2 separate regions of the Mus musculus genome follow, and region 1 is linked to region 2. The links are chromatin loops, found by intact Hi-C in ENCODE. Cell type or tissue: heart. All regions are shown on one strand. Links, peaks and the distances in the headings refer to the core of each region. The heading gives the core; the rest is flanking DNA. Region 1 holds the start of Gm20045 (a long non-coding RNA gene). Region 2 has its middle 22 kb from the start of Alyref2.

Region 1 (16,477 bases), core at 4,917-7,416, 160 kb before region 2:
AAGGGTCTCCCTTCGGGGGTCTTTCACTATAACAGACAAGTGAAAGGACATTTGATGAAGGGGTATAAATGTGACCCCACAGACAGTGGGAGACAGGCATTGGTTTGGTTTGCTCCACTTCACTATTCTTCACTAACAACACGCATGTATTGGTTTGCCTTAGATAGCATTGTTGAGCTCCATTTGTGGTAATGCCACCATTGAGAGAAACTCACCAAAGAACTGCTAATGTGGGGTTGGGGGCTGGAGAGATGGCTGAGCAGTTAAGAGCACTGACTGCTCTTTCAAAGGTCCTGAGTTCAAATTCCAGCAACCACGTGGTGGCTCACAACCATCAGTAACAAGATCTGGCTCCCTCTTCTGGAGTGTCTAAAGACAGCTACAGTGTACTTACATATAATTAATAAATAAGTCTTCAAGACAAAACAAAACAAAAAAAACCTGCTAATGTGGTTCCTGAGGCAGCTTGCTGCTGCTAAGGCCTTACCTCAGGCTGGTTGGTGAGCCTTGCAATTTCTTTAAGATTGATCTACAGCTGCTGGTTCATGTGTGGTGTCTGCCTTCCAAGAGGACTGCACTGCAGCTGCTGAGTCATATTTGGTGTTTGCTACAGGACTGAACTGCAGAAGAAGATGGAGCTCGTCCCCAAAAAACTATTGCTAAACACGTCCAGTTCCCCCATATCCTAATAACTTTTCTCTTCTATTGTAGTTGGTGGGTGGTGGGCAAGAGGAGAGGTTGAACTTTTAATAGGTTGCAAAAAAATTTATGCTTACACTAATCCCTCTAGGGAACAGCTCTAAGGAGATATGAAAATGTCTCCAGCCAGGACTTCAGCTAAGCATAGCCAGTAAATCTTGTTGGCTACAGATTCCTCAGGACTTATCATGTCATTCTTTCAAATGGCATGAATAATCATTTATATTAGTTTGGCTATACAGTCCAAACCAACTTGTTAAAAAAAAAAAAAAAAAAAAAAAGAATGGCCGGGCGTGGTGGCTCACGCCTTTAATCCCAGCACTCGGGAGGCAGAGGCAGGCGGATTTCTGAGTTCAAGGATAGCCTGGTCTACAGAGTGAGTTCCAGGACAGCCAGGGCTATACAGAGAAACCCTGTCTCAAAAAAACCAAAGAAAAAAAAGAAAAGAAAAGACAGACGCTATATCTGCTCAAAGAGCAGAGAATCTCCTTTAGCTCATCTGTGCACACTGCTTCTCATACATATGTTAATACAGCAATGTATATTACCTTTGAAAATTTAAATGTGCAGTCTCAGAGTCATCCTTTTCAGAATTCAAGGCAAAAGTCCATTGGAATTCTGAATATGTATCAATAGTATGATGCATCAATGTGTGTACACATTTTAAATTTTCAATTACAAAATCTAAACATAGAAGCTTTCATATGACATTGTTCTAAGGTGGTAGCAAATATAATTTGTACTCTTAATTTAGCATATAGACCTTCATTTAGACTGAAGCTTGACAACATTAATATAATATCTCATCTATTAAGTAGGTTTATAGCTGCAGCCTCTTTGTCTGGCATTTGAATAGGCTGCCATTCTGCAGTCTTGTCACAAGATAGTGCTGTAAGCTTTAGATTGACTTGGAGATCTTCTATTTTGAACCAAAGGGTTCTCCGATCACTTTTCTTTCCTTTCCTTTCCTTTCCTTTCCTTTCCTTTCCTTTCCTTTCCTTTCCTTTCCTTTCCTTTCCTTTCTTTTTTTAAAGATTTATTTATTTATTATATGTAAGTACACTGTAGCTGTCTTCAAACACACCAGAAGAGGGCGTCAGATCTCATTACGGATGGTTGTAAGCCACCACGTGGTTGCTGGGATTTGAACTCAGGACCTTCGGAAGAGCAGTCAGTGCTCTTACCCACTAAGCCATCTTACCAGTCCTCCGATCACTTTTCTATTGCCTCCACATTAACATTTATTTTTCCAGTCTATTCCTTCTCCAAGTCTATTATATCCTGATTTCTCTTTTAAAAGGATAAACAAAATTGTAATCATTACTGAAAATATAATTATTTGTATGTTGATAATTGTAACAAAATTATACAGGGTTCAAGTACCCTCTTCTACATTGTTTTACTTATTAAAAATGTATTGGCCGGGCGTGGTGGCGCACGCCTTTATTCCCAGCACTCGGGAGGCAGAGGCAGGCGGATTTCTGAGTTCGAGGCCAGCCTGGTCTACAAAGTGAGTTCCAGGACAGCCAGGGCTATACAGAGAAACCCTGTCTCGAAAAACCAAAAAAACAAAACAAACAAATTAAAAATGTATTGATTTGATGTATATGAGTATACTGAAGCTGTCTTCAGACACACCAGAAGAGGGCATTGGATTCCATTACAGTTGGTTGTGAGCCACCATGTAGTTGTTGGGAATTGAACTCAGGACCTCTGGAAGAGCAGTCAGTGCTCTTAACCACTGACCAATCAATCTCTCCAGCCCTGTTTTTTTTTTTTTTTAACATGGAAAATATTCCATTTTAATCTCTCTCTTCTTATTTATTATTATATGTAAGTACACTGTAGTTTTCTTCAGATACACCAGAAGATAGTGTCAGATCTCATTAAGGATGGTTGTGAGCCGGGCAGTGGTGGTACCCGCCTTTAATCCCAGCACTTGGGAGGCAGAGGCAGGCAGATTTCTGAGTTCGAGGCCAGCCTGGTCTACAAAGTGAGTTCCAGGACAGCCAGGGCTACACAGAGAAACCCTGTCTCAAAAAACAAAAACAAAAACAAAAACAAAAACAAAAACAAAAAAAAAAAAGAAAAGAGAAACTGTAGTTGTTAGGGAAACATTTTTCCTGCCTTCTGCCTTGGACTTCTAATACCTGAATTTTTAAACTTTGGATTCTTTGCCAAATATTGGGCAGTAAATGTAATGGTGAACTGTTAGGTGTTGGTCTAGAACTGCTATGTATGTATTCAAATGCTAGGTAATGGCCCCCAAGATCTGTTTGCCCCTGACAAGCAGATCCTTATATACGACAAGTGATACTACTTAAAAATATTGGTTAAAATAAAGTGGCAAAATAGAAATAGGTGGTGTTTCATTTACTGGGCTGGGAGTTGAAGGTAGGGACCATGAGAGGAGGAGAGTGGAGGAGAGTGAAGGTGGTAAACAAGGAAGAAGATGGAGAAAACAGATCGATATTAGATGTGCTGGACAGGGAGCATGTACATTAGTAAAATGCCCCAGGCTGAAACAGCAAGTTTTGGGTCACTAAGTTGGGAAGTAGACAGTCTATGGGAAGGAATATAGCGTAGGGGTAATCCCTAGTGTGATGGATTGTGTATGACTGGCCAGGGAATGGCAGGACTAGAAAGTGTGTCACTGCTCCTGTGGGTTATAAGTTTCTCATTCTAGCTGCCTGGAGTCAGTGTTCTGCTAACAGCCTCCAGATGAGGATACGGAACTCTCAGCTTTTCCTGCACCATGCCTGCCTAGATGCTGCCATGCTCCTGCCTTGATGATAACTTACTGAACCCCTGAACCTATAAGCCAGTCCCAACTAAATGTTCTTTTTAAGAGTTGCTCTGGTCACAGTGTCTGTTCACAGCAGTAAAACCCTAAGACACCCAGTGATTGTGCAAAGCTAAATAAGTAAATCATAGTCTCAGTCTCCATCATTTGGCAGCTAGACAAGGATAGAGATAATTAACTTACGATGGGCCTTTTTATGCCCATGCTTGCTCCCAAATAATGACACGGAGTCCTTTTTATTTATTAATGAATGTCGAGGTCTTAAGCTAGGCTTGTTCCCAACTAACTCATAACTCACTTATCTCATTCATACTAATCTAAGGTTTTCCATGTGGCTGGTTACCGCTCCTTAGTTTCATTACATTCGATTTTTTCCTCATCTTGATGGCAAATTTCACATGTCAATCCCTTTTCCAGAGTTCCTTTCTCTGTCTAAAAGGCTGACCTAATTCTGCCTTGTGCTACAGGCCTCAGTGTAGACATATATTGCATACTATGTAAAGATCATCTTTGCATTATTAAAATGCTGATTTCTCTGCCCTCCTATCTGGTTGCCATCCGTATTCTAAGAATCTCCTGTCTCATTGTTTTATAAACATTACTCTCAATTATTCCCTTATTGGTCAATAAAGCTAGCTGATCAGGCAATGGCTGAGCAGGGGAGATAATAAGAGCTGGACTTCCTTCCTTCCAGGTGAGGGAGAAGGGAAAGGAAGTGGGGAATAGTCGTGAGAGAGTCCAGGAGAGACCAAAGAAAAACACCGATAGCAGAGAAAGCCATAAAGTGCAGGTATCTCAGTGTTGTGGATGGCCCTGGTGGTTGATGCCTGTATTTTGATGTTAATTCCTAATCCCCAGGAAGGGTTGTCTCAGGAATGAGTTCTACACTCAGGTGACTTCTTGTGAACCTTTCACCAATGAATAAAGGGACCAATCACTGGTCGAGTGGGCAGGACTTTCCGGTTGGACAAAGGAAGAGAGGAACCGGAGGGAGTTAGGGCTTTGGATGGGGATAGCGAGAGGGTAAGATGTAGCTCATAGTGTCTCCTGGCTCATACCAGAGGACTTAGATTTAATAAGGATTCTAGTTGTTGCGCCCAGCTATTGAGTTACCATTGATTCTGAACTAAGTTTGTCTGGTGTTTTCCTTCACACTGGTTTGACTGGGTTCAAGAGAGAAAGGTAAGGCAGCAAAGTGTGAGTTTGCCCGATGTGCACCACAAAGGCTGTGGGGGTTTGAAGCATGGGGCTGGCGTGGTAGTGACCAGCTAGTGGGAACTTACTGAACTGGCTGGAGATGTTTCGGGAGCTCCGGGCCAGAGAGTCTGCCAAGATGAGAACACCCCGCTGGTGCCATGTGGCCTGCCAGTGCCCAGCATAGCACAGGATATTATTAGTCTTTTTTTAATATTTCCCCCAACATCTCAGGGATTTTGGCTAGGAGGTAGCCAGATTAACATAGAAGTTTAAAATAGATTAATACTGCTCAGTTGTGTTTTTAAAGTTTGTTAAATACCACAGTCTCAATATTTGGAGGCTAACCAGGTTAAGATAAAAACTGCGACACTTACTTTTAAAGCCACAGGGTTTTTATTTTAATCAATCAGAAGGTGCTTTAGGCATGCAAGAAATACAGAGCCATATCTTTACAGTGTATAAAATCATGACACTAACAGTACCCAACAAGATTATTGGCTACAAAAAGGCATTCCTGGGGAGGGGGAATTGGGGGACTTTTGGGATAGCAATGGAAATGTAAATGAAGAAAATACCTAATAAAAAAATTAAAAAAAATAGATAACAAAAAAAGGCATTCCTATCTCAGCCTGTCAGAGCTGTCTCTATGTAGAGGGATCTGCATACATCTCACATGTTTTATTGTTGTGCTTGGTTTGGTTCTTCATGTCTGTAGCCAAGATTTTCAGGAGGTCTTCCCTGGTCAAATTTAATCTTTATTAACTTTGAAGGAATCCACAGCATTTCATCTCATACATATGAAGCACAGACATAACCTCTCCCCCAGTGCAATACATTTCCTGACCTCCATTCGGAGATTACGACATTCATAGCCTGATAACTTAGCAGGACTTTCTAAAATCCAGGGTTTTTTTTTTTTCCCCCCAGCAGCTGTGCTACCTGACTGGTATTTAAATTTTTTACCCCTTCTGTTCTATGAGCATTTCCTTTAAAGTGTAGTTATATCTTTTTACAATCACTTGACCTGCATGATTGTAAGTTATATCTGTAACATGTTTTATGCCAAAATGTCTAAAAAAATTGTTTTATTCTACTGGATACACATGGAGTATCATTAGTTTCAATCTACCAAGGCATCTCCAAGATAGCTATTACCTCTAATAAATGTGCAGTTTTGGAACAATCCTTTTTACAATTTAAGAAAGCCCCTTCAAGTCCTGAATACAAACCAATTGTATGCTGTGTTACCACATGTATATACTTTAAAACTTCAAACTCTACAAAATGAAACACATAATTATTGTATGACATTGCTCTAATATGGCATTAAACATACTCTGTAGTCTTAATGTAGAATATTGCATCTCTATGAGCTGCCATTCTGCAGTCTCATCACAAGGTGGCACCCCAGGTTTTAGATTGGATTCCTGACAATTTTTTTTTTTATTCTGATCCAAAGGATTGTCTAATTTGTTCTACCCCTAGTGCTCAATTTTTTCAGTCCTCTCTTTATTTAAGTCTGTTTTAATATGATCTTTCTTAAAAGAATATATAAAATTGCAATCATTACTGAAAAGATAAGTATTTGTACGATGATGATGAAAATAAAATAAAATGGAATCCAAGTATCTTGTCATGGTAGTCTTCATTTTTTAAAACAGAACATACATTTTTTAAAAATCTCTGTAACTCTCTCCTTCCTTCATAAACATCACTTTATGATTTTCAGACTTATACATTAATTGTTCAGAAGGTAGGGGCTTTTCAGTCCCACTGTGGCTCTGTGAAATGTCCCATCTGACCTTTTGTGCACTTGCAGGCTCCTCAGGCCAATGCCTGTGGATGGCAGCTGGCTTTGCCTGACTCTGCTTGGTCTAGCAGGCTTCCCTTGCCAGTTTTCCTGGACAACAGTTGGGAGCCACACCTACCTGCCCCACCTCTGGGTAACAGAGGTACTGTTCTGTGGTTCACCAGCAGGCACAGGCCAGCTCTGGGTGCTCTGACCCAGCTCTGAGCAGTTGCTTGCCTGAGAGGTCTTGCACTGAGGCTCTGGTTCCCCACTTCTTACTTCCTGCTCACAGGCCTCCACTAGCTCCATGGTAAAGTGACTTGCGGCCCTCCCCTCCCTTAGGAAACTGCTTCTTCCCCACCTTCCCTCCAGAACTCTTCTCAGACCCTAAGCTTGGATTTCTAGCCCCACATTGGATGCACCAGACTGTCTTGAACCACTACCAGCTTCCAATAATGACACAGAGAATTATTTTTATTTATGAAAACTTAGGCCTTATAGCTTAGTCTTGTTCCCAGTTAGGTTGTAGTAACCCACCTTTGCCACGTGGCTCATTACCTCTTTCATTCTGGGCAACTGTTCGATCCCCCACGTCTGGCTGGCAAAACCTCCCACCCTATTCTTTCCCTGTCCCCCTCTCTGCCCACCTTTCCTCTCCTGCCTCAGCCATAGTCAGATCTTTATTAAATCAATCGATGAGAAGGTGCCTTAGACAGGAAAGGATGGACCCCACACACAGTGTACAAAAAGATTATCCCAACTACTACTGGAAATGCTGTTGATTTTTGTGACTGAGTGCTGTGGGTTTAACTCTGACCATCCTCCTGTTTTTCTTTTCCTTTTTTGACTTGACTGCCTTTTGATACAGTTCTTTCCCCTCCTTCTACCTGGGGGAAACTTCCTCTCTCTGGTTCAGTCACTGGGAATGAATCTATTTGTTTTCCTTACTTTTTTTTTTTTTTAATACCAAGCTTCTTTAATTCCACCTTAATTTTTTCCCCAGTTGCTCAGCTAGTATTTTATAAACAAAATATCCCGAAATGAGGAAAACAGCAGCAGCAACATAAAAAGAGGATGGGGAGAGGGGTGAAGGAGATGATGACTAGGACCTGCTGCTAAAAACCATGGGAAGGAAGCATGTTCCAGAAACAGCCCCAGCAAACCCTGTTGGCTTCTGAAACAAAGCATCTATCCGTTCCTCCTTTCCCGGCTTCTGCTTTACTGTACTTGAAACCAAGCCTCCCATGCCGCCCTGCCACATTGGTGGCACTTGTCTCTTAATGTTTCTTTTTCCTACAAATTGCCCCACTTTCATCACCAACTGTAGCTTTTATTGTTACTTTTTCTTTATTTACTACTTTGTGGGTTCTTCTGTCTCCTAACAATATCTTCTCTGTCTCAGCTATCATCAACTGTCTTCTTTTCTAACCCTAGTCTCTGACCCTCTTCTTTTGTCTCCTGGAACTTCCTCAGCCCCACACCTGAATCTCACTCCCTTTCTGCCAGTCTCTGCAGGCTGTTTTTTGTTATTTTTTTTTAAGCCTCCTGTTCCCAGAATTCCAAGATGCAACCAACACTAAAGGGCCAAATAAAATGTTATGCTACAAGACTGGGCCTGACTATCGCAGGAGGTCAGGCTGGTTTAAATAGTTAATTCAAGGCCATCCAGGGTTACATACTGAGACCCTGTCTCAAGGGGGAAAAGTACTTTTGAGGAACACAGGCCAGATTAAAATTTAAAAGGTATAAAGAGAAACTCTACAAACCATATGGCTCCATTTCTTGGCAACCTAGCCCAGGTCTTTAGTTAGCATTGTTTTGTTTCCACTGAGCTGTGTGGGAACTGAACCTGATGAAGAAGAGCCATTGCTCCAATGCTGTGTGCTCCAGCCCCAGGCCTTGCTTGTTGTAATTTCTGAGTAGGCCTCACCAAGTTGCCCAGACCTTGAGATTCTCCCATCTCAGCTTCGTGAGCATGGGGGATTATTGGCCTGTTCCATCAGGACCTGTACACTATTTTATTGAGACAAGGTGTATGTCTTGAACCTTAGCTTGCCCCAAACTATGTACAAAAAAACCTGAACTTCTGATTCTCTTTCCCCAACCTCCCAAGTGCCAAGACAATGTGCCTTTCTTTATTTCTTCTGTTTCATTTATTTTTGACTCAAGTCAACTATATCTAATACTAATTTTCTTTTGGTGTATCAAGGTGACACATAACCTTTAATCTCAGAAATAGAGAGCCAGGCGGAACTCTCTGGAATTTGGGGGCAACCTGGTACACATATTGAGTTCCAGGCAGCCAGGGACACATAGAAAGACCTTGTCTCAAAACTTACAAATAAACAACATTAAAACTTTCTTTGGTTTGTTTCAGAGTCTCTCTTTTCTCACACTGGGTGATGCTCCAGCAACTGAGCTCTGTCCTCTCCTGTGGTCGGCATAATGCTCCTGTGCAGTGTTTGAGGTTATACCTGCATTATTCAAACGCTGATTTCTGTGCTGCTCCCGTACCTGATTACAATCCTTATTCTGAGAATCTCTTGTTTCAATGTTGTAAACGTAACTATTACTCCCCAGTTATTCCCTCACTGGTCAATAAAAAAGCTGATCAGCCAATGATTGAACAGAGAAGAGGATAGGGCTGGACTTTTTTTTTTTTTTTTTTTTGGTTTTTTTTCGAGACAGGGTTTCTCTGTATAGCCCTGGCTGTCCTGGAACTCACTCTGTAGACCAAGCTGGCCTCGAACTCAGAAATCCACCTGCCTCTGCCTCCCGAGTGCTGGGATTAAAGGTGTGCGCCACCACACCCGGCTCGGGTTGGACTATTAAAAAAAAAAATCTGTTGTCCCCTTAGCCCCTACTCCCAGGATGATGACTCAGAGACTTATATTAATAAATGCCTTGGCTACAGGCTTTGGCTCATGCCCTGACTAGCTTGTAACTAACGTAATCCATTTAAACTATTCTGTGTCTACCCTTTGGTTAGTTACCTCTTCAGTCCTGGCTTGCTTTTCTTCCAGTCTCCTCAGTGTCTCTCTCAAATCTCTTTAATGTCTCTGTGTCTCCTTTTAGTCTCCATTTTTCTAGAATATTCTCTCTTCCTGCCATTGTCCTACCTTTTATTTTCTGTCTCAGCTCATTGGCCACTGGCTTTTTTATTGGCAGGTGATTCTTTTAAGAGATTCTCTCCACACTGGACTTCCTCCTAGCCAGGGCAGAGGGTGGGGCAGGGAGAGAGTCAAAGAGAAAGCAGGAGAAAACAGCTTGAGTAGAGAAAGCCATAAAATACAAGTATTTCTGGGATTTTGGCTGGGAGGCAGCAAGATTAGCTTAGAGGATGAAAATAGAGCAATACCACTCAGTTGTTGTACCATTAAAACTTGATAAATAAATATAATAGTCCAGTCTCAGTTATTTGGAAGCTAGCTGGGTAAGAGGAAAACTGTAACACTTATTAAAAAGCCACTATGTTACTGATTTTTTATTATATTTCGATGTATGCCTATGTACATGTATATGTGTATGTGTGTACCACGGCATACATGTGGAGATTAGAGGACAATTTTCTGAAGCTGTTGGCTCAGGTGACCAATCTCATGTCATTAAGGCTTGGCAGCAAGCACCTCTGTCCACAGTCATCTTTAAAGCCCTTAGATCTTTGTTACTGACAGCTGCTAGCATCCTTGAGACAAGGTCTCACAGTGTCCCTGACTGGCTTCAGCCTGCCTCTGCCTCTGGAGTGCTTGGATTAAAGGTGTTAAAGGTCATTTCACTACTGTAGCAGCATGACCTTCTGCAACTCCAGTGTCGGGGAATCTAACACCTCGTCTCTGCAGGCTCCAGGCACACATGGGGCACACATACACAAATGCAGGCAAACACTTTATATTTGCTAGATACATGAACCAAAAATAATTTTAAAAAATTGAAACAACTAGAGTAGGCAAAGTCTTCCCCATGGGGACAGAAGAGTGTCAGTGAGGAAAAACCCTCTTGAAAACTGGTACACTTACTGTTGGAGAGAAGGATAGAGACACTTAGTTCTAGAAGCATACATGAGTGACTATGGCTCTGGAGTGTGTGTGAGCCACGTTCATCATATAAACTAATGGGTTTCTGCTGGTTGTGGTGCCTCACAGCTTTAATCCCAGCACTGTATAAGCAAAGGCAGGCTGATCTTTTTAGTTCAAGGCCAGGCTGCGGATTATAGGACAGTTAAGGTTACAGAGTTTCTGAGTACATTTGAAAAAGAAAAAAGATGGGTTTTACCAAGACATCGTCACACAAGCACACTGTGTACTTTGCTCACGGCCGTTTTCTCCTCATCCCTCCTCCTCCTCTCTTGTACACCAAAGTTCTACCGTCATGCCGTATTTATATTCAAATCTACATTATATTCAAATATTTGTTTGAATCTGACTTTTACAAAACACAATACTCTCCAGTGCCACTCATCTTCCTGCAAACAAGAGGATTGCATTTTTTTTGACGGAATAAAATCCCATTCCTGTTAGCCCTTCACCTGTTGATGGGCATTAGGCAAAGTCCAAAACATAAATATTGTGACTAGTGCTACAACAAATGAACATGGATGCAGAGGGATCTCCCTACTATGTTTGATTCCTTCAGAGATCAGAAGTGACCTAGCTAGATCACTTTTAGATTTAAAAATATTTATGTGCATGTTTGTATGTGTACATGTATGCGGGGGCCCTTAGGAGAGTGCCAGATCCTCTGAAACTGGAACTGATGTCCAAAGTGTTCTAGAATTCAGTCTCTCAACTGCTGAGCCATCCCTTCAGTTCCTCTTTTTTTTTTTTTTTGGTTTTTCGAGACAGGGTTTCTCTGTATAGCCCTGGCTGTCCTGGAACTCACTCTGTAGACCAGGCTGGCCTTGAACTCAGAGATCCACATGCCTCTGCCTCCCAAGTGCTGGGATTAAAGGCATGCGCCACCATACCCGGCCCTTCAGTTCCTCTTAAGACAGAAATACACACACACAAACACACACACACACACACACACACACACACACACACACACACACACACACACACACACACACAGTGGCACATGCCTTTAATCCCAGAACTCAGGAGGCTGAGGCAGGTGGATCACGACCTGGTTGTTGTCTCAAAAAACAAAAGCAAAAAAAAATCAAACCAAACAACAACAACAACAACAAAAATCCTCTATACGGATTTTTTTTTTCGAGACAAAGGTCTCTCCTACTGTAATCGCCATGAGTATTCTCTTTCACTACAACATTACGGTTTTTAAAAAACAAGAAACAACCCCTCTGCCCCCTAAACCAGGTTTTCTGTGTAGCTCTGAGCATTTCCCCCCAGCCTGCATGTCAGTTTTCTTGTTATCAGTCATTCTATCTTGGATAAGCTACTGACAAAGGTCTTGCTAATGTACAGCCCAGTCACCTGGGAGGATCACGTTACCTCAAATTCATTCTTTTCCTTTCCTCTTTCCTTCTTCCCTCTTGTTTGAGGCAGGGTTTCTCTGTGTAGCCCTGGCTGTCCTGGAACTCACTCTGTAGACCAGGCTGGCCTTGACTCAGAGATCTGCCTGTTTCTGCCTCTGGAATTAAAGGTATGCACTACTACAAACTGGTGAAAACCTTCCTTTTTCTTTTAAATTCTCCTCCACACGACAACTTACTGACAGCTCCCCCACTTCTCCCCCTCCCCCCAATAAACACTGAGAAAAGGGCTTTTTACTTTTGCCTTTTTACTACTGGGTCTGGCTGGTCTGTTGCTCATTAAATAGGTCCAGTTTTGCCTCAAATCCCATCCTCCCGCTTCTTGAAAACTGGGATTACAAACCTTAGTGTGAGTAGCCACAAAACTTTTTACACATTGTATCTTTCCACTTGGATCTGGTTGTTACCCTATACCTCTATGTAACAACTTTCTCCAAGTTTACCTAGTGACCTTCATTTCTTCCACATTCCGAACCACACATTTTAGTCCACATCTTACCTAATCGCTTACTCTTGATACTTGTAACAAGTTTCCTTGATACTTTTCTCTGTCTGGCTTCCTGTCTGTGCCTCCTCGCTGTCCTATTTTCTGCTTCCTTCCCTCATCTCACTCCTCGAATGCACACATCCTCCTCTTTAGGCCATTTTTCTCTCTTATGGCTCCAAGAATATCCAGACATGCGCAAGCACACTTTCAACTTTCTTGGTTTCAAACCACACTAATTCATATATACTTGCCTAAAAGATATCCCGCAGATCTCTTGAAACTAAAAATAACGTAACCCAGTTATTCAAGTCAGGACACTCATATTTCCTTATCCAACACATGCCTTCCTACCTACACATCGCCACTGTCTCTTCTTTAGCTTCATAATTGATCTCTCTCCCTACCCAGCTCCACTCCCCAGGGACCGAACGTCAGGCCTAACCGTGCTAAGAACGCATTCTTCTACAGTGCTCTAACATCCTTGCGGTCTTCTTCGCTTAAATTAAGTCCAAATTGGTCTCCATCTCCAGGGCTCAAGTAATCCTCCTGCCTCAGGCTTCAGGCTGGCACTAACATGCCCAGAGCTGGCAAGCTGTGATCTCTCTACAATACAAATATAACTAACTGTTCACACCTCTGTTTAGACCCTTCAAAGCCTCTTCGACTGCCCTTAGGATAAAATAAATTTGCAAGGTCTTGAGTCATAGCTCCCTATCTCAAAGCCCTTTGTATTACCTCTTCCTTTAGCCACAGCAGGCTCTCGGCAGCTCCAGAACATACTCGAGCCCATCCCACCCCCAATTCAATTCTCAGCCGTCCTTCACCCGTCAGCTGAGGCGACTTTTCCATAGGAAAATGGGAGCTCAAAAGGAAAACACTGAAGGGATGAATTCCGAGAGAGGGTGAGAAGCGCGGCTGCGAGGTTCGGGTTTCAGAACGTCAGAGTGACAGGAAGTTCAAGGCAAAGGTGAACTCCAGATCGTGACCTTTCACCTCAGTTCACCGGGCAGTCCGACCCCCGGCCGATTCCGCCCTTACGTATCATGGCTGCCAGCCCCTCTCTCCCGAGGGCCTTCGAGCCCGATACCAGCCAGCTCGGGCGCCACCAAGGCTTCCACCTTCAAATACGTTCTCTCTCCGCTTCTTAGAACCTCCCCGCCGCCGCCGTTAGGAGAACCCTGCGTTGCCAGCTTGCCCCTAAGCAAGATGGCTGCCAGTCTCCAGCCTCTCTTGCCGACGTGAAGCTACCCACTCCCCGCTTAATGCCGCTGCCAGGCTGCCCTCACCTAGTATGGCTCCTCCGCTCATGCCTCGTTATGGTCTCGAAGCCGACACTAACCGGCCAGGTTCCGGGAGGCGCTGTGCAGGATGCAGCCACCCCCGCCCGGCCCTCCCCTCCCCCACGCCCGCGGCGGCGGCGGCGGCGGCGGAGGCGGCGGCGGCTGGAGCCCGGATGCGGCTCCGTGAGGCGCAGGCCCCGGAGAGCGGCGCGGATGGATCCAACATGGCGGCGCCGAGGCTGAGCCGAGAGTGAGGCGGCGGGGCGGCCGGCCGGCGTGGGGAGGGGGAGTCGAGTGGGACGGGGCGGGGCCGGGCGGGGCCGCCAAGGGCTTGGGGAAGGAAAGTGGAAGGGGGAGGCGGTGGCGACGTCCAGCCCGGAGAACCTCCGGAGAGGGAGGTGACGGGACGCTGCGAGGTGGGGGAAGGGGAGCGGCCGAGGGGGGCGTGCAGGGGAGATGGCAACTGTGGGAGAGGGCAGGGGTCGGGGCGCAGGAGTGCGAGCCTGGGGAGGGGCGTAAACAAGGGCCCAGGCTGGCCCAGGCCAGGGGCAGTAAAGAGGCCGAGGTGGGGAGCGGGGCTGCGAGCCAGCGCTGGGGAAGGGGTAGGAGCCGGAGGGAGAGGTTGAGGGTGTGGAGGGGACGGGGGCTGGTGGCATGTGGCTGCAGGGAGGGCTGGACTCCCGTGAGCGCCGTGGTGAGGACGTGGGAGGTGGCGGGGGTTGGGGGGGGGGGTTGGATTGGACTTGAGACGTGTGCCGGAGGGAGGTTTTTCAAAGTGTTCAAATTGGAAGCGGAAGGGCCTAAGGGGAGAATTGGGGTGGAAGAGGAGAAGAGAAGCGGGGCTTGGCGGATGGAGAGAGTGGCGATGTGCCGGGGTAACGTAGAAAGTGAGAGACCCGGAGGAAAGTTTGAAAGGAAGGGGGGAAGATAGGGCAGTGGAGCTGCACGGGTGATAGAGGGTTTGGGGGTTTCCCTTTCCCCCCTGTGGAAGGGCAGCAGAGTTAAGCAGTATCAGTTGCAGCCAATTTTAATTGCCAGGCGCTTAGCTTTTAATAGGGTGGGAAGGGCAGAAAGGAATGGTCATGTGGGTTTGGAGAATTGGGGTTGAATGAGGGTTCAACCGGATTTGCTTTCCAAAACACCCGCTTGCTTCCTTGTTTTTCCTGGTTACAAATAGGGAGATTAGTAAAGCTCTTTCCTAGGTTTCTTTTTTTCTTTTCTTGCAATTAGCATTACAAGAATAGGGAAAGAGACTTTTCTGGAGCCTTATATACCAAGGTGGAGGCTCTGGAAGCCTGAGGAGGAAATAGAAGAGACAGACTGGCCTCTAGGTAACAGGCTAATTAAATATGCTTACCTTTACTGACCCTCAAGTTGTAGGAGGGGGAGGAGGTGTCAATATGCGTATTTAGGAAAAAAAACAAAAACAAAACAAAACAAAACCACCGTTTCCTACCGGAGTGTAGACGTGAGTGGATGTTGCTTTAGTGGTCATTTTGTTTTCATTGTGTGCTGAGGGAAGAGGTGAAGTTTGAGTCTGGCCTCGTGAGTGACCTGATGGGAAGGAAGAGCTGTCTTTGGCTGTAACTTTCCCCCTTCCAGTCCCCCTACCACTCATGTTGTAAGAAACTAGACGGAATAAGGTATTGAGGAAGGCGAGACAGTATCAGGGTGATGGTTCATTCCCAGAAGTGTTGACTTGGAACCTTTCTTGCTATGAGCCATTGAGACTAGAAATTTTGAGGGGCTGATACGATATTGTGGATTTGGTCAGTTTGAGTTCTCTGTAATTTGGAATAGTTCAGCCAATGAAATGACTTTAGGCTTAGATGACTTTTTTTTTTTTTTTTGGCACTGACACTTGACTAACTGTGGACCTTTGAAGTTTCAAAATAAAGCTTGAAATTTTGCTCTTTTACCCCCCCCCTTATTTGTTTTTGTTTTTGTTTTTGTGCTGGCTTTGAAACTTGTGCTAGGAAGAGCCCTGGGGATTTAAGTTTCTTGCAAAGGTAAGTCTGGAACTTTTTCTTGTTTGCACACAATGGGATGGAATGGAAACGGTATGATGCACTGGGGTAGAACCTGCTTAAGGAGGTAGATGCTAGGGCAAAGGAGTTCACGCTCTCTGAGTTCGTTGCTCAGGTAACTGGAGAGATAGGCAGAGGGAAAGGGGGTATTAAGTGTCCTGGGACGAGGTCCCAGCTTTGGTTTGTTTTTGTCTACCCTTCTGGTCAGCTCTGAGTGAAACATTTAACATATGGAAAGCTGTGCTCTTGTACATTATGTATGAGATATTTCTCCAGGAAGGTGACGGAGGCTGAGGTACTTCAGTGAGAAGGCTCCCCCTCCCTAGTTCACTGTCTCTCCCAGCAGTTCAGAGTTCTTGGTTTCTTTTTTTTTTGGGTGGGAGGGGGGTTCAAGACAGGGTTTCTCTGTGTAGCTCTGGCTGTCCTGGAACTCACTCTGTAGATCAGGCTGGCCTCAAACTCAGAAATCTGCCTGCCTCTGCCTCCCGAGTGCTGGGATTAAAGGCGTGCGCCACCACTGCCCCGCTTCTTGGGATTTTTTGAAAACATACTGTGTAATTCTGCCCTCCAAATATATTTGGTTACACTTTCCTGGTCCCGCCAGCAAGGCAGAGCTTCATGAGCCCTTAGCTCTCTTCAGGATTGCCCAGGTAGTTTTTGCTTCAAAGTTCAAGCTGTCCGTCCTTTCTGTAAGACAGGAT
Region 2 (16,477 bases), core at 4,815-7,314:
AGTAAAAGCATTTTCCTTGAACTCGAATATTAGTATTTCATTCAAGAGACAGTGTTCAGGTTTTGGAAAAGACAGTCCAGAGTATTAGATTTTAATACAAAAAAGGAGTAGAGAAGCAGCAAGTTGTGTGTGTGTGTGTGTGTGTGTGTGTGTGTGTGTGTGTTGGAGATCAAAAGTTCTTGAAAGCCAGATGTTCTGAGCCATATCTCCATTTCTCAAATAATCGCTCCATGAGATTGCTCCAGGACCTGTCTTTATTACCAGGCTTTGATTCGAATAAACAGTCAGGTTTCTTGGCAGCATTGAGACTTTGCAGGCAGGCATTTTATGGCATCATCTAGGGCCAGCCCAGGGACATGCCTTAACTTGCTAGAAGCTACATAAGAGTCTGGTCAATAAGTCTTTTGTGTGTGCCTGTGCACGTAGAGGTTATCCTCTGGTGGCATTGCTCAGGAACTGTTTGCGTTGTATTTTGAGACAGGGTCTCTCACTGGGGCCTAGAATACAAGGATTATATTAGGCTGGCCAGCCAGTGAGCCCTAGGGGATCACAGGGCTCCTCTTCTCCCATGCTGGGATTGCAAACATAATCATGTCCGGTTTTGTTTTTGTTTTTAACCTAGATTCTGGGGATTAGCCTGGGGTCCCTAAGCACTTTACAGATTTAACTGTTTCCCCACGTAGTCTTTATCACCGCATTTCTTGGTAGTCAGGCAGTGCTGTCTCGACGACTTAAAACAAATGAATAACTTGTATCACAACAGCTGAAAATACACAAGATGTCTTGGGAAGAATTTTCTTTCTTTTCTTCTCCTTCCTTCCTTCTCTCCTTCCTTCCTGTGTGTGTTGTTTTGAGAAAGGGTCTCACATACCTCAGGCTGATCCCAAATACTCTACATAGCTGAGAATAATCATGTACTTCTGATCCTCCTGTGTCGACCTCCCAATTGGGACTGTAGTGCTAATTCACTACTTCCTGTTTTGTGTGTGGCTGGGGATCAAGCCCAAGGCTTTGCATAAAACACATGGGCTAGCACTCTATCAATGGAGCTACATCTTCAGCTCTTCTGGGAAGCACCCACACAAGTTGTTCGCCATCCAGATCTAGGGAAATGGGGCTGGGAGGAGGCTGGTGTGAAACATTAAGTGCAGAACTGCCGGTTGTGGTGGGGAGATGTAGCCTAGTTCTGATGTCATAGCCTGAGGAGTTTACTGCTTAGGGACCTAACTCAGGTAAAGGCGGATCCTTGGCTACAGTGCAGACAAGAGTTCCAGGGCAAGTCAGAGTGGAAAGAGTCATAGAGTTTGTTAAGTAGAGATAAGAGATGGTACATACTTCAGATTGAAGCGTGGGTATTTAAAGGGACGCACGCAGGAAAAAGACAGTACACACCCAAGTATGGGTGTGGGTTTTCAAGAGAAAGTCTTCATAATGACTTTTTAAGTTACGCTGCTCAAAGGATGCAATTAGCAAGGTTTAAAGATGAAGTAAACTTTTAAAATCAAGTGAGGAGCAGAAGAGCTGGCTCAGCGTTAAGAACACTCCTTGTTCTTAAAGAAGACCCAGGTTCTATTACGAGCACCCAAATGGATGCTCACCACTGCCCATAATTAAAATTTGTTCACAATTCTAGTTCCAAGGGATCTCATGGCCTCTCGGAGTGTCAGGCACACATGTGGTACATAGATACACATGTAGGCAAATACCCATACACATAAAATAAATGACTCAAGAAAGAAAGAAAGAAAGAGAGAGAGAGAGAGAGAAAGAAGGAAGGAAAGAAAGAAAAAGAAAGGAAGGAAGGAAGAAAGAAAGAAAGAGAGAAAGAAAGAAGGAAGGAAAGAAAGAAAAAGAAAGAAAGAAAGAAAGGAAGGAAGGAAGGAAGGAAGGAAGGAAAGAAAGAAAAAGAAAGGAAGGAAGAAAGAAAGAAAGAAAGAGAGAGAGAGAAAGAAAGAAGGAAGGAAAGAAAGAAAAAGAAAGAAAGGAAGGAAGGAAGGAAGGAAGAAAGAAAGAAAGAAAGAAAGAAAGAAAGAAAGAAAGAAAGAAAGAAAGAAAGAAAGAACGAACGAACGAACTGCGGTGGGGATTTAGCTCAGTGGTAGAGCGCTTGCCTAGCAAGTGCAAGGCCCCGTGTTCGGTCCTCAGCTCCAGTTAAAAAAAAAAAAAAAAAAAAAAAAACCAACCCCACAAAACAGAAGTTGGTGAATAACAGAAGCGCTGTTTCATGAGGTACATTGTTCAGATTCAGGATGAGGAAGAAGTGCCAATAGTAATCCTATTAAATTATTGAACTCAAAGTCACCAACACGCTGGCCTTTGAGGCAAGCTTGTCGTTTTTAATATCCTTGCTTGAGCTGTCTAGCTGACGAAAAACATTAGCTTCTTATGCTTTAGAATTGATATGTCTTCCCAGTGAGACATCACTCTGCCCATTTAGAGATCAATAAAGGAAAAAAGTTTTTTAATAACAGCAGGTTCTGGCTAATGTACAAAAAGAAACCATTCTGGAATTTAAAAAACAACAACAACAACAAAAAAAAACCAGTCTATATAGGTCTTGGGCTTTATATAGTTGCATGTTATGTCTGCTATCCTTAAATCTCTTTCAGGTCCTGGTTTGTCCCAGATCCCATTTGAACAATTTAAATGGAAAAGAAGACATTTTTAGATTTTTTTTTTTTTGAGACAGGGTTTTTTCATGAAGCCTTGTCTGTCCCGGAATTCACTCTGTAGACCATGATAGCCTTGAACTCACGGAGATCCACCTGCCTCGGCCTCCCAAGTGCTGGGATTATAAGCACTTATACCTGGTCTAGGTTTGTTTTTCCTTTTTTGCCACAGTGATCCTCAGGCCTTTGATGAGATCAGGAGATAAAAACTGGTCAGTTAGGGCAGGGACCCCAAAGCGGCTTCCAGATGTTCTTGCTGGAGGCCGAAGGAAGATGCAGGGAGAGAGCTCTGGCTTGTGTTACCTCCTACATGAGAGCCACAGCATAAAGGACATGGGGGACTATGTGAATAGAACTGGGGGGGGGGCACACTGGGCCACCTGGTGGGCCAAATGGATTGACCATCTCATACCTCACTCTAGTTTCTGTCCTTTAGAAAGCCCCAGACAGGCAGTTCCACAGTGCTAGTAAATAGTACTGAAGTTTTTAATAACACGAGATTCTCCTGTGTAAGTGTGTGAATGGTGGGAGCTGGGGAGACAGGATGGTTTAATGGTTAGGGATTAAAAACCACAAAGCTGAGACTAATCCTTTTCTAGCTTCAAGGTTGTTCTTCTTAAGGTTGTAAAACAGCCCCCCCCCCTTTCTCTCCTCCCTCCCTCTTTCTCTTCTTCTCTCTCTTTCCTGCTCCCTAAACATTATCTTATTTAGCTTAGACTAGGTTTTTTGTTTTTTGTTTTTTGTTTTTTGGTTTTTCGAGACAGGGTTTCTCTGTGTAGTCCTGGCTGTCCTGGAACTCACTCTGTAGACCAGGCTGGCCTTGAACTCAGAAATCCACCTGCCTCTGCCTCCAAAGTGCTGGGATTAAAGGCGTGCGCCACCACGCCCGGCTAGACTAGATTTTAAATTGCTATATAGCTTAGGAGGGTCTTCAACTCCTGATCCTCCTGCCTTCCTCCTTCTAAGTGGTGGAATCGGAGCTGTGTGATACTTTCTGGTTTGGGGCTGTGGTGCTAGCTCGTGAAACAGGATTCTTCTGGGTGCCTATAGCTTCCTTTGTACTAGAAGAGCTCTCCATCAAAGGGTGTGACCGAAGAACGACCAAGTCACTTGTAAAAGGAGTTACTGGCATTAACCATGCTATTTGTGTCCAAAGATGTCACCCATCAGTATTCATATGTCTCGCTGATGGTCACAGACAGGGTGGGGGAGGCATTTGCTTGCTGTCGGCCTCAGAAAGGGTAGTGTCGGTCTGGCTCTTGGCCTTTTGCAGGAGAGGAAGCTGACAGATGTACGATCTGACCCAGTCCCTACCCCGGAAGCAGATGGGTATTAACAATTCTTCATTCCTCTCTTCCTGCCTAGCAGCCTCGAGCAAAGGATGTAGACCTTGAGCTAAAACACAAATTCTTTTCTACCACAGTTTTTGACCACTCCTCTCCTTGGGGGAATGTGTCTTTGGGACCTGGGAGAGATGCAGGGGCAGCAGCAGCAGCAGCAGCAGCAGCAGCAGCAGCAGCAGCAGCAGCAGCAGCAGCATTCTGTCCCAGAGGAAGCATCCAGATGTGATTTTTCTGAACGCAAATTTGAGGGCCTTACTTCTCACAGTGCTTTCTGAGGCCTCCTCTAGTTTGTCTCTACAGTGGCCCAATGGGCAATTAATGAAAGCAAAAAGTTTAGGGTCCAGCCAAGCACCCCATTGATTTGGACATAGCATATGGGCGCTTGAGAGTTTCGTGTTTTTGTTTGTTTGTTTGCTTGTTTGTTTTGTTTTACTTTTAGATTCTAATGTATGTTTATCATGTGTCCTGGTTCTACCTGTTAGCTCAGGTGAAATAGCAAAGAGGGAGTCTTGGGCCTGAGCTGGGAAACCCTGGAAGTGGTGTGTGCTGGGGTACTGCGTGAGTGTGTGTGTGCTTGCCCGTGTGCATATGTGTGTGCATGTGTACAGGTGCGTTTCTGTGTGTGTGTGTACGTGTGTAAGGGCGTTACTGTTATTCTTCCAGTCACACGGTGCACCCAGTCTCGGCCAGTTCCACCAGCATTTCTGAGATCTTCATTCTACCACCTGAGAGTAGAACCCGGACAGACCGGTTCTGAGGTACAGAGGAGAGAGAGGTCTGAACCGGAAGGGAAGTTTACTCAATTCAGGCAAGGCAGCGCCCTGTGCGTTGCAGGGTGGGGCGGGGCACGGGAGGGTGGAGGCAGCCCTGCCTGCTAGGCAGGGCTGTTGGCTAATTATCTGTGGACGAGGAGAGAAAACAGAGAGAAGGGATTGTGCGAAGCCTTACTTAGGGCCTTTGAGATGGCTCAATGGGTCATGAGCACCCGAGACTGATCCTCAGAACCCAGAAGCAGGCAGGAGAGAGCGGACGCCACAAAGGTGGGCGGTGATCGTGGACACGCATGCGCACACAGGCATACCTTTTTAAACTTGATGTTGACGTTATGGAATGTGCTTAAGGAAGCTGCTGTAGAGAGGATCCCTCTCCTCCCCTCCCCGCTTAATATCTTGTGCTCTCTCCTTTTTTTTTTTCTTCTTCCCATACAGGGTTCACTATGTAGCTCTGCCTGGCTTTGAACTCACGGGGATCTCTGCCTCTGGAGTGTTGGGTTTATTTTGTTTTGAGGAAAGATTTTCTCTGGCTCAGGCCTTGAACTTGGTCTGTTGTAGAGGTTAGCCTTGAACTGTCTTTAAAAAAAAAAAAAGTAGCTGGGCGTGGTGGCGCACGCCTTTAATCTCTTTAATCCGGAGGCAGAGGCAGGTGGATTTCTGAGTTCGAGGCCAGCCTGGTCTACAGCGTGAGTTCCAGGGCAGTCAGGGCTATACAGAGAAACCCTGGTTCGAAAAACAAAAAAACAAAACAAAACAAACAAACAAACAAAAAAAGTGTCTGCGTGCATGCACTCACAAGTGTTCAAACACTCGGGGGAATTCTTACAAGGTATTAGAGGATCCACGACCTTTACTTAGGCTCTGGGGCTTGACCTAAGGTAGTCAAATTTTCTGAGCTTTACCCACTCACTCAGCCACCTAGCCAGCTCCTAAATGTCTGCAATTTAAACCACTTAGTTAGAGATGGCTCGCTCAGTGATTAAGAGCACTTGCTGTTCTTTGGAGTATTCTCCATCTGTTGTTACTGCAGTTCCAGGGGATCTGATGCCCTCTTCTGGCCTCTGCAGGCACTACATGTACAAGGTCCATGTCCATACTTGTAGGCAAAACATTCAGATATATAAAATTTAAAAGTGTTTAATGGATTTTAATGATCTGCATATGTGTGTCTGTGTGTTCCTACTGTTCTTTATAACAATATGGTAGTTTTAAAATTATTATACAGGGTGATGCATAAAGATTATACACCTTTAATCCCAGCACTCAGAAGGCAGGGGCAGGAGGGTCTCTGAGACTTTGAGACCAGCCTGGACAGCCAAGACTACACAAAGAAAGAAACTCTGACTTGAAAAAAACAAAACAAAACAAGACAAAAATCTTGCTAGGTTGTGCTGGCCTGCAGCAGTTTAGGGATCCGTGGTAGTTTAGCTTTCGGAATCACCCTGTGAACCTGAGTCCTACTTATCCGTAGTAAATGCAGAAAGAAGGCAAAGAATCACAATTAAATGGCATTTAAACTGAGAGTCCACTTTTTCCGGTGTTAATATTCAACAAAACAACAATGAAAAGTCCCCAGAACTACATCGCTAAACTTCACCCATCCCAACTCAAACAAAAAACCGGGGAATAGTGTACCTTTATCTTGAAGGTGTTAAGTTTTGGAGGGGACTCTGCTGGTGTTGAAGGTGTTAAGTTCTGGGGGGACTCTGCCTGTGAGCGGGCTAGTAAGTAGTCACAACCTATTTGGGACCCATTAGAACAGCTTGTGTCAGTGGCCATAAAATTGTTCACACCCTGAAATGCAGTGATGTCTCTCGTGGGAACAAGCCCCAAGGAGACAATTAAACAAAGCAAGGGACGTATGTAGATCCACGTGAAAGGCATTCATTGTAGCGTGATCCGTAAAGTAACGAGCTGGAAGGAAACCAAGCTCTGCACAATACGCAGATTGTTAAACCAGAATGTGGAGACCGATGGAGACTTATCCAGTTATTGAACAATAATTATGGAGAACACGTAGAAACATTAAAATATTTATGATTTGGGGGGTATATGATTATTAAATAAAAGGAGAATAACAGCTAGGTACGGTGGTGCCTGCTGGGGACCCCAGCACTCGGTAGAAGGGTGCAGAAAGATGAGTTGTTTTAGTTTGGACAATAGAGATAAACTATATATTTGTTTTCTCTTCTTTTTAAAAAAGTTTCTCTCTGGTTATTGAAACTTGATAATCAAAGACCAGAAAACTCTCTGCTGCCATTCTATACGAGGTTATGTGGGTATAGTAATCAGCACAGGTCTCAAGAGTTTTTGGAAAGAGTGGAGAGCCACATCTCCCAGAATAACTAATTATTTATTTTATGTATTTATGAATTATTTATTTTATGTTCACCGTTGCTCTCTTCAGAAACACCAGAAGAGGGCATCAGATCCCATTGTAGATGGTTGTGAGCCACCATGTGGTTGCTGGGGATTGAACTCAGGACCTTTGGAAGAGCAGTCAGTGCTCTTAACTGAAGAGCCATCTCTCCAGCACCAGAATACAGGCTTCTTGAGAACTTAGGTCTAAGTCCACTCTTTCTTCCAGGTTCTCTGGGTGCATCCAGCAGCAGTGTAATGAGTCCCAGTAATAGATTCCCCCACCTGGACACACTGAAGAAGCTCGGGGAAAATAAGTTGATCTAATAGCTGGCCAGGGGGCTAGAGACATGGCTCAGTGGTCATGAGCACTGGCTGCTCTTCCCAAGGACCAGGGTTCGATTTCCAGCATCTCTATAGCAGCTCACAACTATCTGTAACCTGTTACTGTAGCTCCAAGGGATCTGATGTCCTCTGGCCTCCATGGTTCACATATATGCATGAATGCAAAACACCCATACACATAAATAAATCACACACACACACACATATATATTATATAATATGACAGGAAAAAGCCCTAGGAAGTTGAGGTCAACTATGATGTTCATGGAGAAGGCCAGGCAGTGGTGATGAAAGACCCCACCATAAGGCTTAGCAAGCTAGCTGCAGTAACGCCATTTTGCAAGGCATGAAAAAGTACCAGAGCTGAGTTCTCAAAAGCCACAAGAAAGTTTAGTTAAAAAATAAGGCTGAACAAAACTAGGACAGGGGCCAAACAGGATATCTGTGGTCGAGCACCTGGGCCCCGGCTCAGGGCCAAAAACAGATGGTACTCAGATAAAGCGAAACTAGCAACAGTTTCTGGAAAGTCCCACCTCAGTTTCAAGTTCCCCAAAAGACCGAGAAAAACCCCAAGCCTTATTTAAACTAACCAATCAGCTCGCTTCTCGCTTCTGTAACCGCGCTTTTTGCCCCCCAGCCCAAGCCCTATAAAAAGGGTAAAAACTCCACACTCGGCGCGCCAGTCATCCGATAGACTGAGTCGCCCGGGTACCCGTGTTCCCAATAAAGCCTTTTGCCGTTTGCATCCGAGTCGTGGTCTCGCTGTTCCTTGGGAGGGTCTCCTCAGAGTAATTGACTACCCAGCTCGGGGGTCTTTCATTTGGGGGCTCGTCCGGGATCCGGAGACCCCCGCCCAGGGACCACCGACCCACCGTCGGGAGGTAAGCTGGCCAGCGATCGTTTTGTCTCCGTCTCTGTCTTTGTGCGTGTGTGTGTGCCGGCATCTAATCTTTGCGCCTGCGTCTGTATCTGTACTAGTTAGCTAACTAGATCTGTATCTGGCGGTTCCGTGGAAGAACTGATGAGTTCGTATTCCCGACCGCAGCCCTGGGAGACGTCTCAGAGGCATCAGGGGCCCGCTGGGTGGCCCAATCAGTAAGTCCGAGTCCTGATCGATTCGGGCTATTTGGAGCCCCTCCTTTGTCGGAGGGGTACGTGGTTCTTTTAGGAGACGAGAGGTCCAAGCCCTCGCCGCCTCCATCTGAATTTTTGCTTTCGGTTTTTCGCCGAAACCGCGCCGCGCGTCTTGTCTGTCTCAGTGTTGTTCTGTCATTTGTCTGTTCATTGTTGTTTTGGACCGTTTCTAAAAATATGGGACAGACTGTAACCACTCCTTTGAGCCTGACCCTTGAACACTGGGGAGACGTCCAGCGCATTGCGTCCAACCAGTCCGTGGACGTCAAGAAGAGACGCTGGGTCACCTTCTGCTCTGCCGAGTGGCCAACTTTCGATGTGGGGTGGCCACAAGATGGTACTTTTAATTTAGACATCATTTCACAGGTTAAATCTAAGGTGTTCTCTCCCGGTCCCCACGGACACCCGGATCAGGTCCCATACATTGTCACCTGGGAGGCTATTGCCTATGACCCCCCTCCGTGGGTCAAACCTTTTGTCTCTCCCAAACTCTCTCTCTCTCCAACCGCTCCCATCCTCCCATCCGGCCCTTCGACCCAACCTCCGCCCCGATCTGCCCTTTACCCTGCTCTTACCCCCTCTATAAAACCCAGACCTTCTAAACCTCAGGTTCTCTCCGATAACGGCGGACCTCTCATTGACCTTCTCACAGAAGACCCTCCGCCGTACGGAGAACAGGGACCGTCCTCCTCTGACGGAGATGGCGACAGAGAAGAGGCCACCTCCACTTCTGAGATTCCTGCCCCCTCTCCCATGGTGTCTCGCCTGCGGGGCAAAAGAGACCCCCCCGCGGCAGATTCCACCACCTCTCGGGCTTTCCCACTCCGTTTGGGGGGTAATGGTCAGTTGCAGTACTGGCCGTTTTCCTCCTCTGATCTATATAACTGGAAAAATAATAATCCTTCCTTTTCTGAAGATCCAGGTAAATTGACTGCCTTAATCGAGTCTGTTCTCATCACCCATCAGCCTACCTGGGATGACTGTCAGCAGTTGCTGGGGACTCTGCTGACAGGAGAGGAGAAGCAGCGGGTGCTCCTGGAGGCTAGAAAGGCAGTCCGGGGCGACGACGGGCGCCCCACCCAGTTGCCCAACGAGATCGAGGCCGCCTTTCCCCTCGAACGTCCCGACTGGGACTATACCACCCCTGGAGGTAGGAACCACCTAGTTCTCTATCGCCAGCTGCTCTTAGCGGGTCTCCAGAATGCGGGCCGGAGCCCCACCAATTTGGCCAAGGTAAAAGGGATAACTCAGGGACCCAATGAGTCTCCCTCGGCCTTTTTAGAGAGACTCAAAGAGGCCTATCGCAGGTACACTCCTTATGACCCTGAGGACCCTGGGCAAGAAACCAATGTATCCATGTCGTTCATCTGGCAGTCCGCTCCAGACATTGGTCGGAAGTTAGAGCGGTTAGAAGACTTAAAAAGCAAAACCTTAGGGGACTTAGTGAGAGAAGCCGAGAGGATCTTTAATAAACGAGAAACCCCGGAAGAAAGAGAAGAACGTATCAGGAGAGAAACAGAGGAAAAAGAAGAGCGCCGTAGGGCAGAGGATGAGCAGAGAGAAAAAGAAAGGGACCGCAGAAGACAAAGAAAAATGAGCAAGCTATTGGCCACTGTAGTTACTGGTCAGAGACAGGATAGACAGGGGGGAGAGCGAAGGAGGCCCCAACTCGATAAGGACCAATGCGCCTACTGCAAAGAAAAGGGACACTGGGCTAAGGATTGCCCAAAGAAGCCACGGGGGCCCCGAGGACCGAGGCCCCAGACCTCCCTCCTGACCCTAGATGACTAGGGAGGTCAGGGTCAGGAGCCCCCCCCTGAACCCAGGATAACCCTCACTGTCGGGGGGCAACCAGTCACCTTCCTGGTGGATACTGGGGCCCAACACTCCGTGCTGACCCAAAATCCTGGACCCCTAAGTGACAGGTCTGCCTGGGTCCAAGGGGCTACTGGAGGAAAGCGGTATCGCTGGACCACAGATCGCAAGGTACACCTGGCTACCGGTAAGGTCACTCACTCTTTCCTCCATGTGCCAGACTGCCCCTATCCTTTGCTAGGAAGAGACTTGTTGACTAAACTAAAGGCCCAGATCCACTTCGAGGGATCGGGAGCTCAGGTTGTGGGACCAAAAGGACAGCCCCTACAGGTACTGACCCTAAGCATAGAGGATGAGTATCGGCTACATGAGACCTCAACAGAGCCGGATGTTTCTCTAGGGTCCACCTGGCTTTCTGACTTTCCCCAGGCCTGGGCAGAAACCGGGGGCATGAGACTGGCAGTTCGCCAAGCGCCCCTGATTATACCTCTAAAGGCAACCTCCACCCCTGTGTCCATCAAACAATACCCCATGTCACACGAAGCCAGACTGGGGATCAAGCCCCACATACAGAGACTGTTGGACCAGGGAATATTGGTACCTTGCCAGTCCCCCTGGAACACACCCCTGCTGCCCGTTAAGAAACCAGGGACTAATGATTACAGGCCTGTCCAGGATCTGAGAGAAGTCAACAAGCGGGTGGAAGATATCCACCCCACCGTGCCCAATCCTTACAACCTCTTAAGTGGACTCCCTCCGTCCCACCAGTGGTACACTGTGCTCGATTTAAAAGATGCCTTTTTCTGCCTGAGACTCCACCCCACCAGTCAGCCTCTCTTCGCCTTTGAGTGGAGAGATCCAGAAATGGGAATCTCTGGGCAATTGACCTAGACCAGACTCCCACAGGGTTTCAAAAACAGTCCCACCCTGTTTAATGAGGCACTGCACAGAGACCTAGCAGACTTCCGGATCCAGCACCCAGACTTGATCCTGCTACAGTACGTGGATGACTTACTGCTGGCCGCTACTTCCGAACTAGACTGCCAACAAGGTACTCGGGCCCTACTACAAACCCTAGGGGACCTCGGATACCGGGCCTCGGCCAAGAAAGCCCAAATCTGCCAGAAACAGGTTAAATACCTGGGGTACCTTCTGAGGGAGGGTCAGAGATGGCTGACTGAGGCTAGAAAAGAGACTGTGATGGGGCAACCCGTTCCAAAGACTCCTCGACAACTTAGGGAGTTCCTAGGGACGGCAGGCTTCTGCCGCCTCTGGATCCCTGGGTTTGCGGAAATGGCGGCCCCCTTATACCCTCTCACCAAAACTGGGACTCTGTTTAATTGGGGCCCAGATCAGCAGAGGGCCTATCAAGAAATCAAACAGGCCCTCCTGACGGCCCCTGCCCTGGGATTGCCAGACTTGACCAAGCCCTTTGAACTCTTTGTCGATGAAAAGCAGGGCTACGCCAAAGGGGTCCTAACGCAGAAACTGGGACCTTGGCGCCGGCCTGTGGCCTACCTGTCCAAAAAGCTGGACCCAGTGGCAGCCGGGTGGCCCCCCTGCTTACGGATGGTAGCAGCCATTGCCATTCTGACAAAGGATGCAGGCAAACTAACGATGGGACAGCCGCTAGTCATTCTGGCCCCCCATGCGGTAGAAGCACTGGTCAAACAACCCCCTGACCGTTGGCTATCCAATGCCCGCATGACCCACTATCAGGCCATGCTCCTGGATACGGAACGGGTTCAGTTCGGACCGGTGGTGACCCTCAACCCGGCCACCTTGCTCCCCCTACCGGAAAAAGGAGCCCCCCATGACTGCCTCGAGATCTTGGCTGAGACACATGGAACCAGACCGGACCTCACGGACCAGCCCATCCCAGACGCCGACCACACCTGGTATACAGATGGAAGCAGCTTCCTACAAGAAGGACAGCGGAGAGCTGGAGCCGCGGTGACCACTGAGACCGAGGTAATCTGGGCAAGGGCACTGCCGGCTGGAACATCCGCCCAGCGAGCCAAACTGATAGCACTCACCCAAGCCTTAAAAATGGCAGAAGGTAAGAAGCTAAACGTTTACACTGATAGCCGCTATGCCTTCGCCACGGCCCATGTCCATGGAAAAATATATAGGAGGCGAGGGTTGCTGACCTCAGAAGGCAGAGAAATTAAAAACAAAAGCGAGATCTTGGCCTTGCTAAAAGCTCTCTTTCTGCCCAAAAGACTTAGTATAATTCATTGTCCAGGACATCAGAAAAGAGACAGTGCCGAAGCCAGAGGCAACCGTATGGCAGACCAGGCGGCCCGAGAGGCAGCCACAAAGACAGTTCCAGAAGCCTCTACACTCCTTATAGAGGACTCGACCCCGTACACGCCTGCCTATTTCCATTACACCGAAACAGATCTAAAAAGATTACGAGAACTGGGAGCCACCTATAACCAGATAAAAGGATATTGGGTCCTACAAGGCAAGCCGGTGATGCCCGATCAGTTTGTGTTTGAACTATTAGACTCCCTTCACAGACTCACCCATCTCAGCCCTCAAAAGATGAAGGCACTCCTTGACAGAGAAGAAAGCCCCTACTACATGTTAAACCGAGACAGAACTCTTCAGTATGTGGCGGAATCCTGCACAACTTGTGCTCAAGTGAATGCTAGTAAAGCCAAAATCGGGGCAGGGGTACGAGTACGCGGACATCGACCAGGTACCCATTGGGAAATTGACTTCACTGAAGTTAAACCAGGGCTGTACGGGTACAAGTACCTCCTGGTGTTCGTAGACACCTTCTCTGGCTGGGTGAAAGCCTTCCCAACTAAACGTGAAACTGCCAAGGTTGTAACCAAGAAGCTATTAGAAGAAATATTCCCAAGATTCGGGATGCCACAGGTATTGGGTTCCGATAATGGGCCTGCCTTCGTCTCCCAGGTAAGTCAGTCGGTGGCCGATTTACTGGGGATCGATTAGAAATTACATTGTGCTTATAGACCCCAGAGTTCAGGTCAGGTAAAAAGAATAAATAGAACCATCAAGGAGACTCTAACTAAATTAACGCTTGCAGCTGGCACTAGAGACTGGGTACTCCTACTCCCCTTAGCCCTCTACCGAGCCCGGAACACTCCGGGCCCCCATGGACTGACCCCGTATGAAATTCTGTATGGGGCACCCCCGCCCCTTGTCAATTTTCATGATCCTGAAATGTCAAAGTTAACTAATAGTCCCTCTCTCCAAGCTCACTTACAGGCCCTCCAAGCAGTACAACGAGAGGTCTGGAAGCCGCTGGCCGCTGCTTATCGGGACCAGCTAGATCAGCCAGTGATACCACACCCCTTCCGTGTCGGTGACGCCGTGTGGGTACGCCGGCACCAGACTAAGAACTTGGAACCTCGCTGGAAAGGACCCTACACCGTCCTGCTGACCACCCCCACCGCTCTCAAAGTTGACGGCATCTCTGCGTGGATACACGCCGCTCACGTAAAGGCGGCGACAACTCCTCCGGCCGGAGCAGCATGGAAGGTCCAGCGTTCTCAAAACCCCTTAAAGATAAGATTAACCCGTGGGGCCCCCTAATAGTTATGGGGATCTTGGTGAGGGCAGGAGCCTCGGTACAACGTGACAGCCCTCACCAGGTCTTCAATGTCACTTGGAGAGTTACCAACCTAATGACAGGACAAACAGCTAACGCTACCTCCCTCCTGGGGACGATGACAGACACCTTCCCTAAACTATATTTTGACTTGTGTGATTTAGTTGGAGACAACTGGGATGACCCGGAACCCGATATTGGAGATGGTTGCCGCTCTCCGGGGGGAAGAAAAAGGACAAGACTATATGATTTCTATGTTTGCCCCGGCCATACTGTGCTAACAGGGTGTGGAGGGCCGAGAGAGGGCTACTGCGGCAAATGGGGATGTGAGACCACTGGACAGGCATACTGGAAGCCATCATCATCATGGGACCTAATTTCCCTTAAGCGAGGAAACACTCCTAAGGGTCAGGGCCCCTGTTATGATTCCTCAGTGGTCTCCAGTAGCGTCCAGGGGGCCACACCGGGGGGTCGATGCAACCCCCTAGTCCTAGAATTCACTGACGCAGGTAAAAAGGCCAGCTGGGATGCCCCCAAAGTTTGGGGACTAAGACTCTACCGATCCACAGGGGCCGACCCGGTGACCCGGTTCTCTTTGACCCGCCAGGTCCTCAATGTAGGACCCCGCGTCCCCATTGGGCCTAATCCCGTGATCACTGACCAGCTACCCCCATCCCAACCCGTGCAGATCATGCTCCCCAGGCCTCCTCATCCTCCTCCTTCAGGCACGGTCTCTATGGTGCCTGGGGCTCCCCCGCCTTCTCAACAACCTGGGACGGGGGACAGGCTGCTAAACCTAGTAGAAGGAGCCTACCAAGCACTCAACCTCACCAGTCCCGACAGAACCCAAGAGTGCTGGCTGTGTCTGGTATCGGGACCCCCCTACTACGAAGGGGTTGCCGTCCTAGGTACCTACTCCAACCATACCTCTGCCCCAGCTAACTGCTCCGTGGCCTCCCAACACAAGCTGACCCTGTCCGAAGTGACCGGACAGGGACTCTGCGTAGGAGCAGTTCCCAAAACCCATCAGGCCCTGTGTAATACCACCCAAAAGACGAGCGACGGGTCCTACTATCTGGCTGCTCCCGCCGGGACCATCTGGGCTTGCAACACCGGGCTCACTCCCTGCCTATCTACCACTGTACTCAACCTCACCACCGATTACTGTGTCCTGGTTGAGCTCTGGCCAAAGGTGACCTACCACTCCCCTGGTTATGTTTATGGCCAGTTTGAGAGAAAAACCAAATATAAAAGAGAGCCGGTGTCATTAACTCTGGCCCTGCTGTTGGGAGGACTTACTATGGGCGGCATAGCTGCAGGAGTAGAAACAGGGACTACAGCCCTAGTGGCCACCAAACAATTCGAGCAGCTCCAGGCAGCCATACATACAGACCTTGGGGCCTTAGAAAAATCAGTCAGTGCCCTAGAAAAGTCTCTGACCTCGTTGTCTGAAGTGGTCCTACAGAACCGGAGAGGATTAGATCTGCTGTTCCTAAAAGAAGGAGGATTATGTGCTGCTCTAAAAGAAGAATGCTGTTTCTATGCAGACCACACTGGCGTAGTAAGGGATAGCATGGCTAAGCTGAGAGAAAGGCTAAACCAGAGACAAAAATTGTTCGAATCAGGACAAGGGTGGTTTGAGGGACTGTTTAACAGGTCCCCATGGTTCACGACCCTGATATCCACCATTATGGGCCCTCTGATAGTACTTTTATTAATCCTACTCCTCGGACCCTGCATTCTCAACCGCTTGGTCCAGTTTGTAAAAGACAGAATTTCGGTGGTGCAGGCCCTGGTTCTGACCCAACAGTATCACCAACTCAAATCAATAGATCCAGAAGAAGTGAAATCACGTGAATAAAAGATTTTATTCAGTTTCCAGAAAGAGGGGGGAATGAAAGACCCCACCATAAGGCTTAGCAAGCTAGCTGCAGTAACGCCATTTTGCAAGGCATGAAAAAGTACCAGAGCTGAGTTCTCAAAAGCCACAAGAAAGTTTAGTTAAAAAATAAGGCTGAACAAAACTAGGACAGGGGCCAAACAGGATATCTGTGGTCGAGCACCTGGGCCCCGGCTCAGGGCCAAAAACAGATGGTACTCAGATAAAGCGAAACTAGCAACAGTTTCTGGAAAGTCCCACCTCAGTTTCAAGTTCCCCAAAAGACCGAGAAAAACCCCAAGCCTTATTTAAACTAACCAATCAGCTCGCTTCTCGCTTCTGTAACCGCGCTTTTTGCCCCCCAGCCCAAGCCCTATAAAAAGGGTAAAAACTCCACACTCGGCGCGCCAGTCATCCGATAGACTGAGTCGCCCGGGTACCCGTGTTCCCAATAAAGCCTTTTGCCGTTTGCATCCGAGTCGTGGTCTCGCTGTTCCTTGGGAGGGTCTCCTCAGAGTAATTGACTACCCAGCTCGGGGGTCTTTCAGTGACACATGCCTTTAATCCCAGCACTTGGA

What was found. A loop is a pair of places that touch in the nucleus more often than their neighbours do. Peaks named below come from ENCODE experiments on the same cell type or tissue, not always from the same donor. Only the 100,000 strongest peaks of a DNase experiment are listed, where the experiment ranks them.
Region 1: it touches region 2 in a loop (3-fold over the local background); 4 of 42 quality-filtered maps call a loop at or near these places.

Annotation. Positions count from the first base shown.
Region 1 is chr1:171,315,528-171,332,004 of GRCm38, forward strand. It overlaps Gm20045 (a long non-coding RNA gene), which reads right to left and starts at 11,787. Exons shown (of 2, transcript XR_865726.1): 1 at 11,367-11,787; 2 at 5,074-9,214. Dedd (death effector domain-containing) reads left to right here and starts at 13,618. Exons shown (of 6, transcript NM_001128609.1): 1 at 13,618-13,999; 2 at 15,726-15,758. In heart, for the core only: a CTCF peak has its summit at 6,077 (motif pointing right); no DNase peak of the experiment used is centred there; H3K4me3 peaks cover 165 bases; H3K27ac peaks cover 118 bases.
Region 2 is chr1:171,473,370-171,489,846 of GRCm38, forward strand. No RefSeq gene overlaps it. Among named protein-coding and RNA genes, the nearest start is that of Alyref2, 22 kb to the right of the region's middle. In heart, for the core only: a CTCF peak has its summit at 5,849 (motif pointing left); a DNase peak (open chromatin) is centred at 5,802; H3K4me3 peaks cover 426 bases; H3K27ac peaks cover 399 bases.